Regions from separate parts of the Homo sapiens genome. Here all the other regions are linked to region 2. A link is a contact called in ENCODE Hi-C or POLR2A ChIA-PET data. All regions are on one chromosome and are shown on one strand. The core of a region is the stretch at or near the end of the contact, and the rest is flanking DNA. Distances in the headings are between cores, read along the strand shown.

Evidence for each region. Hi-C counts contacts between places; a loop is a spot of excess contacts on that map. ChIA-PET counts read pairs that join two places held with the same protein, here RNA polymerase II (POLR2A). Pooled maps may share reads with other maps.
Region 1: a pooled map shows a loop between it and region 2 (17-fold over the local background). The contact joins two enhancer-like sites. A Hi-C loop is called at or near these places in 1 of 37 single-sample maps with no recorded cell type and 7 of 50 pooled maps. POLR2A ChIA-PET finds 5 or more read pairs at or near these places in 1 of 52 experiments (BJ).
Region 3: a loop to region 2 is called in a pooled map, with 10 times the contacts of the local background. The contact joins two enhancer-like sites. A Hi-C loop is called at or near these places in 1 of 37 single-sample maps with no recorded cell type and 9 of 50 pooled maps. POLR2A ChIA-PET finds 5 or more read pairs at or near these places in 1 of 52 experiments (OCI-LY7).
Region 4: a pooled map shows a loop between it and region 2 (2.9-fold over the local background). The contact joins two enhancer-like sites. A Hi-C loop is called at or near these places in 2 of 37 single-sample maps with no recorded cell type and 3 of 50 pooled maps.
Region 5: a pooled map shows a loop between it and region 2 (5-fold over the local background). The contact joins two enhancer-like sites. A Hi-C loop is called at or near these places in 3 of 37 single-sample maps with no recorded cell type and 7 of 50 pooled maps.

Annotation. Positions count from the first base shown.
Region 1 is chr10:61,941,830-61,944,529 of GRCh38, reverse strand. The region is part of intron 3 of ARID5B (AT-rich interaction domain 5B); the gene reads right to left. Among named protein-coding and RNA genes, the nearest start is that of ARID5B, 41 kb to the right of the region's middle. Within about 2 kb of position 1,434, at least 13 of the 41 ENCODE cell types and tissues checked have a DNase peak (open chromatin) inside an H3K27ac peak, as active enhancers do.
Region 2 is chr10:62,852,159-62,854,858 of GRCh38, reverse strand. No RefSeq gene overlaps it. Among named protein-coding and RNA genes, the nearest start is that of EGR2, 37 kb to the right of the region's middle. Within about 2 kb of position 1,343, at least 4 of the 41 ENCODE cell types and tissues checked have a DNase peak (open chromatin) inside an H3K27ac peak, as active enhancers do.
Region 3 is chr10:62,051,029-62,053,728 of GRCh38, reverse strand. The region is part of intron 5 of ARID5B (AT-rich interaction domain 5B); the gene reads right to left. Among named protein-coding and RNA genes, the nearest start is that of ARID5B, 150 kb to the right of the region's middle. RefSeq lists an enhancer at 2,047-2,700. Within about 2 kb of position 1,293, at least 2 of the 41 ENCODE cell types and tissues checked have a DNase peak (open chromatin) inside an H3K27ac peak, as active enhancers do.
Region 4 is chr10:63,721,389-63,724,088 of GRCh38, reverse strand. No RefSeq gene overlaps it. Among named protein-coding and RNA genes, the nearest start is that of REEP3, 200 kb to the right of the region's middle. Within about 2 kb of position 1,413, at least 9 of the 41 ENCODE cell types and tissues checked have a DNase peak (open chromatin) inside an H3K27ac peak, as active enhancers do.
Region 5 is chr10:63,628,366-63,631,065 of GRCh38, reverse strand. No RefSeq gene overlaps it. Among named protein-coding and RNA genes, the nearest start is that of REEP3, 110 kb to the right of the region's middle. RefSeq lists a silencer at 411-740 and enhancers at 1,211-1,260, 1,271-1,450, 1,841-2,050. Within about 2 kb of position 1,250, at least 41 of the 41 ENCODE cell types and tissues checked have a DNase peak (open chromatin) inside an H3K27ac peak, as active enhancers do.

The sequences.
Region 1 (2,700 bases), core at 185-2,684, 910 kb after region 2:
TTTGATTTTTTTTTCAAACTATAGCCCAAGGAATAAAAAAATGCAAGTTTGCTATGTTTAACTGATAGTGTTTATATTCCTTACTTACTAAAAATTTTGTAAAATGAAATAATTCTTCATTTGACTACTTTCAACTGCCATACCAAATATGGGTATCAAGTCCACTTTATTATAAAAGCTAAGTACTGTAATTCTAAAGACAAAAATAAATAACTAGAGGCTTGTGTGGTGAATGATTTAATCAACCCAATTCTTCTGGAAAAACAGGTTCTTGTGTTCATTATGCTTATGAATAATACATTCCTTAACCCTCCTATTTTAACATAGTTATTTTTCTTTTTTTTTTATAAACTTCAGTATGAAACAGTCTGAAAGAAGGTAAAATATCTCACTGAGTAAAGTCATAATTTGCATTGGTTTCATATTGAACTTTCTTTCTTTGAAAAGGACAAAGAGGAGGGAAGAGAATGAATGCACTTTACCACATTTCAGAAGTGTTTTTTAAGATTATTAGTTTTTCCACTATCCAGATCTGTAGTTTTAGTCATCAACCATTAAGAGTCTTAAATGAAAACTCTAGAGAGTTTTAAAAAGCAGAAAGATGACATCCTCAAATATTGTCTAAATGTGCTCCCTCAAGGGGGAAGGGGATAAAAAAAAAATGAAAGAGTTGTGATTTGAATCAGAGCATTTATTGGAAGCTGCCATGTGGGGCAGAGTTTCTCTTTGTGGAGTATTAATTTGTTGGCAGACACACATTTGTGAGAACATTCTTGTTTTTTTTTTTTACTATTCAGAGAGAGACAGGAAGTGACACAAACTGGAATTAAAGCGAACTTATTCTACCTAAACACTAAGCAAGAAAAGTGCTTTAATGAGCTTTTATATTTTAAAATCCCTTCTCTAAGAACCAATCTAATTATTTTGTTATTATTCATGTTTCAACATTATGAAATAACTCAGTTAAAAAACGATAACATGTTGGAGTTTTACTTTATCCATAGAAAGGTGAGATCTTTCCGTTCTTTGCTTACTTCCACCAGAAAAAAAGGGGGGGGGCCTCAAATAATCTCACAGTTCATCTTCTTTCTTTGGTAAGAACAATGAGGAGTTGGAAGGGTTCTACAGAAGGAAAAACCTAATAAGTGTGTGAATTTCCATTAACAATGTGGTATTGGAGGTGGTTTCAGTGTGACCAACAGAAAAGGAGATAAGAAAACCACTGCGGAGAAAGAAAAGTACAGACAACAAATATTTTGATGTTATAGAAGAGGCTGAAGAGAAAGTTGTGGGGACAGGAATGTGTACAGAAAATGACACCCCCTATCTCCTCAATATAAATCCTGACAATGTAGACTTACAAACCTTAGATTAGGCAGATAATGGAAACTCATTACATTAAGGAAAGTTTTTGTTTCTCTTTCCACATTATTACAACACAGTGTGCATTCCAATTACAAAAGCTATTTGTCTCAAATTCCCCACAGTTCATAGCAACTGAGTAGAATTTCAAGGCCCTAAATTCTATCCTTAAAGGGGTATTTTACATTAAAAATTTTTTAAGTACATGGTGTTTCTTGTGCCCCAGGAGAGAGCCTCCCAATCAACTCTCCTGTTGATCATTTTCCCTTCTTCAGCACTAATCATAAAGCTGTCTCCAAAATGAGACCAAAACAAACAAACAAAATCAGACTCAACCTAAAAGCCTTTTTTGTTTTGTTTTGTTTTGTTTTTGAGACAGAGCCTCGCTGTTGTCGCCCAGGCTGGAGTGCAAAGGTGTGATGATTTCGGCTCACTGCAACCTCTGCCTCCCAGGTTCCAGCAATTCTCTTGCCTCAGCCTCCCAAGTAGCTGAGATTACAGGCCCCTGCCACCACACGTGACTAATTTTTCTATTTTTAGTAGAGATGGGGTTTCACCATGTTGGCCAGGCTGGTCTTGAACTCCTGACCTCAGGTGATCCACCTGCCTCGGCCTCCCAAAGTGCTGGGATTACAGGCGTGAGCCACCGCACCCGGCCAGGAACCTTTTTATCAATACACATTCATTGGCCTTTCCTTACTCCTACTGAATGAAGAATCTAGAAAAGCTGGTCTCAGTAATCAGTATTGTTTTTTAAATTTCTTTCTTGAGTCTAATAAGCAACTAAATTTAAAAACCACTCATCTAGATTTTCCAGGCCAAACCACCTGCAAGTACTGTGAATATTCACTATAAACCAATTTCTTCTGGAATCAACTGCAAAAAGGTAGAATATGGACCTTCTTTTTTTTTAGAATCCAAGAGGATCAACCTTTTATTTCTTTGGGTGGAATTAAGAAATTAGACTTATTTTCCTGTTCATTAATAAATTATCCATTTTAAACACAATTTTAAACATAAACCTTGCTATAAATACTCTTGTTTATATGTGTGACATCAAGCTTAACCATCTACACATCCTTTTGTCCCCTGTGGGTTTCCTGTTTAATTTTTTATTAGTAACAGTATATTCCATAACACACACACACAAAATTAAACAAACAAAAGAAAGGTTTTAATGTTAAGGAAAACATAAGACAATGGTAATACAACTTAGATCATACATTAGGAAAGTAACACAACAGATGTATTATTCAGCATTACCGCAAGTCATAAGACTAGTTATTGTGTGTTCACAAAACTGGGGGGTGTAACAGTATATATAGGAAGATTATCAAA
Region 2 (2,700 bases), core at 94-2,593:
AGGGTCTAAACAAAGGCCTAGGCATAAAAAAGAATTGAATAGGCTAGGCAAGGTGGTTCACGCCTGTAATCCCAGCACTATGGGAGGCTGAGGTGGGCAGATCATGTGGTCAAGAGATTGAGCTCATCCTGGGCAACATGGTGAAACCCAATCTCTACTAAAACTACAAAAATTAACTGGGTGTGGTGGTGTGCCCCTGTAGTCCCAGCTACTCAGGAGGCTGAGGCAGGAGAATTGCTTGAACCCGGGAGGTGGAGCTTGCAGTGAGCCGAGATTGTGCTACTGCACTCCAGCCTGGCGACAGAGCGAGACTCCATCAAAAAAAAAAAAAAAAAAAAAAAGAATTGAATAATTTTTCAAGACATACATTGGGATGTTGCATAAACAAGGCTGAAAAAAGTAACTTTTTTTTAAAGTAAAGAATAATGACTAGCTTGTTTTTCTCAGAAATGTATTAAGCATTGAATTATGTTATAAAGACATGACTTTCTATTTCCACATATTCTGTTTCAAGAAGCATTTTAACAGCAGCAGTTATGTCCTGGTTTATTGAGAATATCTGCCCCTGGAAATCTAAAAAATCAATATGTGTGCATTATTTTACCTACAGTCATAGCGTCATTGGACGTTAGGCAGGAAGGCAGCAGAGACACTTCCTGATGATCAACCCACTTGTTTTTACTAATACAAATCCTGAGGATCAGAGAGTGGAGAGGTTTGTCTGAAGTGATTCAGCTGCAGCCTGTGCTGGATCATCTTTATTGGCCTGGCTCCCTTTGCCAGCCAGCTCTGTAAACTACATGGATCAGGTTCTCTAGCCTTCTGGGTGGGAGGCAAAGGCAAGAGATTGGAGGATGAGTAGAGGGCAAGGCTGGGGTATTTACTCCATCAACAGCTTCCCTTCTGGGATGTGATTCAGTAGCGGTTGCATTTTTCGACCCAAAGCCGCAGCTCCATCCTGTGGTTCCTTTCACCCCAGGAGTGACCAGGCTTCCGTTGTTGCTAACTCCAGCCTGCTGAACCTGGCTCATGCCTTGCTACATAGTCCCTTTTTACTTACTAGTTTCCATTGAATATGTCATCTGTTTCTTATCTGGGCCCTAACCATACACATTCGAATCCAAGTCTTCTGACTACTGTCCAATGCTGTTTCTATTCCGTTCCCAAATTCAAAGGCTGCTTTAGAAATACAAAGGACTCTGAAAAGTTCTGAAGATCAAATGTACAGCAGGGTGACTATAGTTAATAACGCTGTATTATAGACTTGAAATTTGCTAAGTGAACCGATCTTAAGTGTTCTCCACAAACACACACAAGGATGACTATGTGAAGTGACGGATGTGTTAATTAGCTTGATTGTGGTGACTGTTTCACAACGTACATCAAAACGTCACATGCACAGCTTAAATTTATACAGTTTTTTGGTCAATTATACCTCAATAAAGCTGTAAAATATAAAGATCTATATTTGACAAAAAAGAAGGAAATATACATGACTCTAAGTGCTCTGATTATGTGGAAATATTTTAAAATACTTTGATGAAGTACTAGAAACAGAATCTAAAACTATGGGTAATGAGGCCACAGAGAGGGGAAAGACTGACTCTAGGGAGGTTCTGCAGGAAATCTTGCAAAGGTGAAATTTGACTGAGGCAAAATGTGGAACTGTCTAGAGGGGCAGGAGGGCACTGTGGTTCCTGTGTGGTCAGAGGAACTGAGGTTGCTGCTTTCAATCCTGCAAGAGCTGAAGTCAACCCACCCTGGGTGTGATTTTATGAGATATGTGTTTTTTATCCAGCACAGCCCCTAGGTATAAGCCAAATACTTTGTGCTCAACTAAAGAAGCAGTGCATTTTCCCAACACTGGATAGGAAAGCTGGTTGCATTTGTCTCAGAGAGGGGGCCCCTGCTGGTCTCCAGCATGGTGTCTAGTTGAGATATTGCCAAGAATCAACCTGACCAGGCAGAGTTTTCACCTTAAATCCTGACTTCACTGGAATATCATCTCTACATACTGGTGTTTCATCTTAATTCATTCCCACTTGCTTCCTTTTCCTCATGAAAATGGAATATCAGGCCGGGTGCGGTGTCTCACGCCTGTAATCCCAGCATTTTGGGAGGCCAAGGCAGGTGGATCACCTGAGGTCAGGAGTTTGAGACCAACCTGGCCAACACGGCAAAACCCCATCTCTACTAAAAATACAAAAATTTGCCGGGCACAGTGGTGGACACCTGTAATCCCAGCTACTCAGGAGGCTGAGGCAGGAGAAGCACTTGAACCCAGGAGATGGAGGTTGCAGTGAGCCAAGATCGTGTCACTGCACTGCAGCGCCTGGGTGACAGAGCTAGACTCTGTCTCAAAAAAAAAAAAAAAAAAAAAAAAGGAATAGCAGTAAAGTCATGAGGTAGAATGTAAAGCGAAGTTTCTTGAATAGAGCTGTGCCTCAGAACTGAAAATAACTTTGTTCTAGTCTCATCTCTGTCACTGACTTCATGGGACCTCATGCAAGTGTCTGGGACTCAGGTTCCTCTGAGTAAAATGAAAACTCAGATTAGAATGGCATTTGAGGTCATTTCTGCCTTTCAATTGCTATGATCCCCTAAATAATCAGACTAAATGACAACCTCTTCTCTCTTGAGCTCTCTGCCTATTTGGAGAAACAATTCATGTACTCAGGGTCCCTTCCTCCTGGGTCTTGG
Region 3 (2,700 bases), core at 44-2,543, 800 kb after region 2:
ACCTGTAATACACTTCTGCCCTTCAGAAAATGCATACGGGATATTAAAAATAATTTGCCTTCTATCAATGTAGGCCTTTTATTAGGGTCCTATGCCATGAAGATTTCTGTTATAGATCACTCTATGAAAGGCCTGGGCCTCAGGTTCACTGCTTTAAGATTATTCCAGAAAAAAATGGCAGGATTTGGGCTGAACACAGTCATGAGATCTTCAAAGAACTGGTAGTTTCCTCCCCACGTGACACTTGCTGTCTTTGGGGAGCCATGTAATTCTCTCTCCGTTGGAAAACATGGTCTTGCAAAGCTGGTTTTCATGTTCTCATTGAGGGAGTGCAACGTTTTGATGGCGACCGGCAAATCACTTGACTTATTTTTCCAGTCATGAACACAACAAACCCAGTGGGTCCCACTCTAAGAGCTTTGCTGTGTGGAGCTGCATGAAGTTGGTGCTTAGTTAGAAATGGTCTGTTTGAGGCACTTTTAAAAAGAAACAGTCACATGGGTCTTGGTCACAAAGTCAAACAGCTCACTGTCCTCTAAGATGCTGCTTTCAATTCAACAGATGATTAGATGGTCACAGACTCATAATCTCTACTGCAGTGTTTCATGAGAAAAGACCATGTTAAGACACACATGCTTTTTAATGACTGTCCTCATCCCAGATGTGGCTTGTTCATTCTGTAGGGATTTTACATCTGCCTGTTGGTGTCAACAGACAAGCTCGTCACACTTCATACCTACTGATCTTTTTGCTTAAGTGGTCTTGCCAGACCCACTGGAAGCAGCCAAGGCATGACTGTAATCCAAGACTCTGAAAAGAGCCAAGCCATTAGACCAGTCCCTAGGAGCTGACTGCAGCATGACATTCATCTGTTCACCATTGAACACCAACGGTGGAAGAATGATCCATCTCTTTGTAAAGATTCTGACGGGCAGCACTGTTGCGGGGATGGAGTAAAGGCGTCACTTAGAAAACCCAGGACTGACTTCTATCCTTCTTGTTAAGAAGTCAGTGAACATCAAATATGGCCCATCTGTATAGCAGGCTCTTGTTCTTCTCGGCTTTGTGAACCCAACAGTGAGTTCTGAGCTGCCTTCCATGGAAAGAAACATTGGAGGTCTGCTCTTTCAGATCAATTGTATGAGTTCTGTAAAATTCTCAGAAGCAGACCTTGGTGGTGATTCCAAGTGGCATGGGAAGGAGCTTTATCCTGCCGGGCTCAGGTACAGAATATGCTGGAGTAAACAAATGCTGTCAACCAAGAAGGATGGGCTGGGCACCAACAGAAGGCATGGGCAGTACAAGCTCTGCTGAATGTTATGGTCTTGAAACCTTCTTGCGCCATTCTGCAGGATCTTGCAAACTACATAGTAGGGAATGAACTGTTCCTGCTGACATCCTTCAAGACGATGGAAACCAAAGTCCTAGGTAGATAGTTCTAGGGCTGAGGTGTCCAACTTACAAGAAAATGTCATTCATGGCATCCATGTGGAGTTAATTCGCAGAAAGTTAAATGTGCAAAACAACAATAACTTTAGGGAAAGAGATTTGTTTTCAGCAAGAAACTGGAAAATACACATTTCTACTGGTTGATCTCTTCTTAACCCTTTGGAATCTTAGAAGTATGAAGAAATTCTAAGCAAAAAAGTCCTTAAAATTTCCTAATGAAACAATGATGCTTAAAGATAAGATTTTTTAGAATGTGAAAGTCTAAGATTTACTTCATTACACTGGGAAGGAGGTAGAGTACATGGCAGAGAAACAGTAGACTGTCAACACAGAACTTAACTCATGTTTTTTTTTTTCTACATCAGACTCTTCCAAATTCACCACTAATCAAAATGGTCCCATTTTCAGAAGTTTAGTTATTTGATCTGGAAACTGGTGTCAGTTGAAATCTGTTCGTCAACTAAAATCCTAAAGGGACGATTGCTGTCTTTAGCACAAAAATAACACCTAAATGCAGTAAACAGAACCATGGAAATCTGACCCAAGCCCACAAAAGTCAGAAAGGTAAGTCTAAAAATATAAAGTGATACTTTACCCTTTGTCGTGCAAAATACTTCAGGCATGCATGCACTTTCAAGATTCCAAAGAATGCTTAGGTAAAAAATTGACCTGGGTCTTGAACAACAGCGTAGAATTTACTTTCATTCTATGTTAACAGAGATCTTTAAAAGTATATAAATGCTTGTGGGCATATGTATACATCTAAATATTTTGCTATGTATCTTTAATTTTAGTCTAATGTAAATTAGAAGTGACTTTGAAAAATACATAACTAAAAAGATTAATTCTAGCTATTTCTAATTTCATCCTCTGTTAATCTCCAAAACACATTTAGATGAACACATTCAGAAAGAGGACGGTTCAGCTGGTCTATTTTTGACACAAGCAGAGTAAACTATGTCATTGTGTCACCCACTATGAAATCTCAGCCTCAATGACGTGGGTGCTTAATCATCTGTCCTTTACTCATAACAGGCCAAACTGGGAGGTAGGAAGTCTTTCTGTTGACTAATCAAAATGCCTACCTCCCCCAGCCCACGGCAACCAGGGGAAGGGAGGTGGCAGGAACAGGCACAGCATAGAGCTTCAAAAGCTCTGAATACCAAAGTCAGATGCTGAATTGAAAACTGCCTCCAAGACACAGGCACAGAGAGATAAAGAGAAAAAGCAAAAATAAAAAGATGCAACGAA
Region 4 (2,700 bases), core at 164-2,663, 870 kb before region 2:
CTGCCCAGGCTGGCAGCATGGGGGAGGGCAGTTCACTCGTGTCTCAGTCTCCACAGCAGCTTATAGCAGAGTGGCAAGCACCTTCCCGAGGGTGCATGGGAGCGCCCAGTCTTGCCTCTTCCTCCTTGGAGCAGCTGCAGCTGTGTCTGTAGATCCCTGGTATCTGGGCTCTCAAAGTGGCTCCCAGCTGAGACTGCTCCAGGCTCAGATGCCCGTGGGATTCTGTGTGGGTTCCCTTTCTGGAGCAAGATTCCTGTGCAATCTTTAGGCAGCTCCGTATGTCAGGCATGAGGCCCCAGTGGGTCAGGGGTTCCTCCCATAGCCAAGATCGTAAAAACCCATTTTGGAGCTCTGGGGATTTCTCTCTCACTGTTTCCCCAAGGCCAGAAACCTCTCAGCTCTCAGTCAGCTCTCAGCTGAGCAAGCTGCCTCGAACCCTCTCCTCAATTACTTCTGGCACTTATCATCTCTTCTCCGATGAATTCAAGTGTTCCCTTATAGACAGTTATTCTGAAGGCTGAGAAGTCTAAAACTAAGGTGCTGGCAGATCTGGTGTCTGATGACAGCCTGCATCCTGGTTTGCAGACGGCTATCTTCTTGTATCCTAACATGATTAAGAACAGAGAGAATGGCCTTCTCTTATTATCTTTGAAATTCAGCTAAGACCCTGAAGCCAAAGAGACCCACTAGGTACATTTCTGCAGAATTTTATTTTAAAATGCCCAAGCTCATCCTTAAAATACCAAACTTCAAAACGAAACACAGAAAATAACAAGTGTTGGTGAGGATGTGGAGAAAATGCCAAAAGACAGGCAATAATAAATAAATAAAAATAAATAAATAAAACTTCATTAATTACCTTCAGCCAATTTAAGAGAAGGCTATACATTCATTATGGGGTGCTTTGTTTTTTGTTTTTTGTTGTTTTTGAGACACAGTCTCGCTCTGTTGCCCAGGCTAGAGTGCAGTGGCACGATCTTGGCTCACTGCAACCTCCGCCTCCTGGGTTCAAGTGATTCTCCTGCCTCAGCCTCCCGAGTAGCTGGGATTACAGGTGCCTACCTCCACACCTGGCTAATTTTTTATTTTTAGTAGACACAGGGTTTCACCATGTTGGCCAGGCTGGTCTCAAACTCCTGATCTCCGGTGATCCACCCACCTTGGCCTCCCAAAGTGCTGGGATTCCAGGCGTGCGTCTCTCTGCCCGGCCTATGAGGTGCTTTGAAAGGCATTTTTAGAACTAGAAAAGCTTTGGCTTTTTCCCTCCCTCCCTACTGCTAAGCCAAGTGAAGGAGTCCAAGCAAATCAGTCACAGGGACCAGAAATGCCTACGAGAAAGATTTGTATCTCACTTCCTGGCTGGATGTTTACAGAGCCCTGACATCACAGGCCCTGGTGCTGCTTCCAGACCATAGAGAACAACAAGTGTTCTTAGGAGAGCCAAAGAGCATCCACAGGCATTTGCTGGCATCTTTGCCTGGTTTCCATCCATCTCAAGAACGCTGAAGGCAAGAGACTGGCTGGAGCAGCATGCAATTACAGGGTGGGAGAGAGGGCTGATTAGATGGTTAAGCTTTAGGGAGGAAAAGGATGGACAGTGTTTTCCCATTGACCAAGGGAACCTGAAGAGAGTAGCAAGACATGCATCATCTGGAACAGACCCTGACCAAAAGAACTACTGCCTGAAGCCAGGGGTCCCCAGCAGGAAGAAGCTGTGTAGAGTGAAGCCCAGAACATGTGGGGCAAAAGCTGAGAGAAGATTTTCAGAAGCAACTGGAGAATGACCAGAATAGGAGGAACCCCCTGCATCCCCACAGGGTGCCCTGGAGAAGCTCTATGTGAATTCTCAGATTAACAGAGGGAATGAGTCCCAGCCAGTATTATCCATGAGAGAATCACATACAATACCAGCTAAGTACAGTGACACTTTGCTCCTCTTTCTCTGATCTGCATGCTGGATTCTATACTAGAGGAATTAGAAAGCAGGAAAGAGATGAGAAATAGTCAGAAAAACACTGAAAGAACAGTCATGCTCTCCTTCCTCAGAGTCAGAAGTAAGAAGAGTTAAGGAGAGAAGATTCAAGCTATATATGAGATTGGACTAAGTTTTTTTTTGGCTGGGGAGGGCGTTGTTTTGTTTTGTTTTTTTAATACAGGGTCTCACTCTGTCACCCAGGCTGGAGGACAGTGGTGCACTCATAGCTCATTGTAACCTCAATCTCCTGAGCTCAAGTGATCCTCCCACCTCAGCCTCCTAAGTAGCTGGGACTATAGGCATGCACCATCACACCCAGCTAATTTTTTTTTTTAATACAGACAGGGTCTTGCTAGGTTGCTCAGGCTGGTCTCAAACTCCTGGCCTCAAGTGATCCTCCCACTCAGCCTCCCAAAGTAGTGGAGTTACAGGCGTGACCCACCATGCCCAGCCCAGACTAACATTTTTAATACCTGAAAACAGGGGCTAGGCACAGTGGCTCATGCCTGCAATCTCAGCACTTTGGGAGGCCCAGGCAGGAGCCCAGGAATTCAAGACCAGCCTGGGCAACATAGTGGGACCTCATGTGTACCAAATACACACACACACACACACACACACACACACACACACACACACACACACAATTAGCCAGGTATGGTGCATATTCCTGTAGTCCCAGTTGCTCCGGAGACTGAGATTGAGGATCACTTGAGCCCAGGAGG
Region 5 (2,700 bases), core at 1-2,500, 780 kb before region 2:
TTGGTTAAACAAATCGAATGGAAACGATTTGTTCAAGATGGGAGCATCAAATAGACGCAAGCTCTTCGAAACAGCCCTGATTCCCTGGCAAACGCTGTTGCTTAGCGAAACGTCAAAACCCCTGCGTGCAAACAAACGTCTGAGGGGCGCACCCGCCTTGAGCAAGCTTCTCCCGGCAGCTCGGGCTTTGGAGAACGTCTGGAGGACATTGGTAGCTCCTCCCTCTCCGGTTAAGGACTTGGTAGGGGGAAGAGGGCAGAGGATCCAGGATCTCCGGGTCGGGTCATCTGGGTTGACGCGTCCTGACACCCAGGACGGTGCAGGGGAGCTCCGGGGCGAGTCGCTTCGCGCCAGGAAAGGCCTGCGTCTCAGCGCTGGAACAGAGGGGAGAAGCAGAGGGGAGCCCCGCCCTCGGTCCAGTTCTGGAGCAGTGCGCCCCTCCCCCGCCCCGGAAACGTCCCCGCCGCCCCTCCCTCCACCACCACCTCCCGGGGACCTAGGTTGTAAAATCCCACGCAGTGGGGCGGGCACGGTGACGGGGGTGGGGCGGGTGGCGTAAGGCGCCACCGCCCACTGGCACGGCACCAGCGCCCTCCAGCACCCAACCGCCGCCTCCCTCTCCCCGGCGCGGCTCCAGCCTCCCCCCGCCAGCCCAGCCCCCCCAGCGTGGCTCCAGCCTCACTGCACCCACCCACCCTGCACCGCAACCTCCCAGCACCCTAGCTGCCCGGCCGGCCCAGCTCGGCTCTGGAGGGCGTCCCTCGCATCTGGACTCCCTCTGCCCGAGGGAGGAGCCGCAGCCGCGGTCGCCCCGCCCCTGGCGTTCTTTGACTCCCCCGGCCTCTTGGACATCTGGGTGCGGGGGTTAGTGCATCAGATGTGGCTCCTGGGCCGCCAGATGTGCGCGTTCCCCGCCCGGGGCAGGCGGCCGGCGAGTCTGGGAGGACGCGTGGGAGGGGCTGGGAGTTTTCCCTCCTAGCAGACTTAAAAGCCAGCAGAACCTCCAGCCCCCTGGGCTCCCGGCCTGGGCCTCCTGGGTCTCCGGGACGCACTGCCCAACGGAAAAGTTTTCAGCCCAGTCTGTGCCTCGCCGCCAAGCAGCCCTTGGGGCTTCTCAAAGTGGTAGAGAAAATAGGACAGCTCTACAGGATGCCCCAAAGAAAACCCTCATTTGTCGACCAGGCGACCTTAGTGCTGGCGTGGGACTACAGCTGCGCAGCCAGCAAACCCCAGTTGGGGGAGGGGGAGAAGTGGCAGTAGAGTTCGCATCTGGGGCTTGCTCTAAAGCGCTCTTTGACTGCTTTTGGATTCCATATTTGAAGTTGAGAGTCGTATTCCACCTGGTACAGGCAGTTCAGGGCAGGAGAAAAGCCAAGTGAACTCTGTGACTCAATCCCCTTGGAATGTGCCTGGAATAATAATAGGGACTTGAAAGGGTTTTATGGCCGAGGTGGCTAGTGGAGAGCAGTCTCCTACGCCTTGCAGTTGGCGGTCGGCCGAGGGGGGCAGTATTGCCTTATGCAGAGCTTCTGCGCCTGCAAACGGGACAAAAATAGTCGGAGCATCTGGTTTAAATCAACCAAAAAGCATTTCTATCAGCTTAATCCACCGGCCTACAGAACTGACAGAACAGGACAAGCCAAATATATTCCCGGTACTCTTTTAACACTCCAATAATAGCTAAGCCCAATCACACTTTACCGCTGGGATTTCTGTGTCCTACCATACAACTGTCGTTATTTTATAGATGTTGCAAATTAAACTTCCTTTTCTGGAGTTGTGTGTGGGCATGTGCTTAAGCAGTTACATTTGCAAGCAACGCTCGACTACGCTGCCCTTTTCGTTTTCCTTTTTCTTTCTCTCTTTTGGTATGAGGTCTTAGAATAGTCAAAAGTATCTAAGGCCAACATATGGGTTGCTTACACCACTAAATATATAGCTGCATTTCCCTCTCTTAACGCCCTAATCAGGATTCCAAAGGCAAGTTGGAACAAAAGAAAAAACGTGTCTGAGTGTAAAGGGAGAATTTGTGCCAAGAATTACAGTCGCAGGGTAAATAACCTTGTTTTCTCCTTCATCAGTGGCCGCTACCAAGTCCCGTTCTTGGAAAGTGGCCAACAGTCTGTCTGGTGGAGGGTGCTGCTAATTAGAGAGAGCCCATAAACCTCTCTGTCAAAGAGGGCATGTGACCTTCTCTTCAAGTCTGAACAATAAAGCCGGCGAACTGCAGACTGCACTCAACACTGGCTGCCCCGCGGATTCCCTAAATAGGAACAGGATGAAGGCCAGGCTCAAGAGGTTACCATAGCTCTGCTCCCACACTTTGAGGAATCGGTCACTCCACTTCCCCATATAACTTGTTTCAATTACTCTCTACAATCTATTTAGAGGAGAGCAGCTTGCAGAGAGCACTCATTGTCTAATCTAAATGAGGAAGCAATTATTACTTGCTGCAGTCTAATGTGCTTTGAGACTGGTGGGTCAAAGAGCAACCTGATTTCTTGTAACGTGTCTTTGCACTTTGGAAGATACACCTTTTTAATGACATTTATTTACTCCTGCTTTTAGGACACATTTTTCTTTCTATTAAGATTACAAAATTAAGGTGTTTTTCCCCTTCTCAGTCTTCAATGTCCTTTTTAATTTTAGAATTTAAGCTATTGTAAACACCCCAAGTACTTTTGCATATTGTTTAATGTT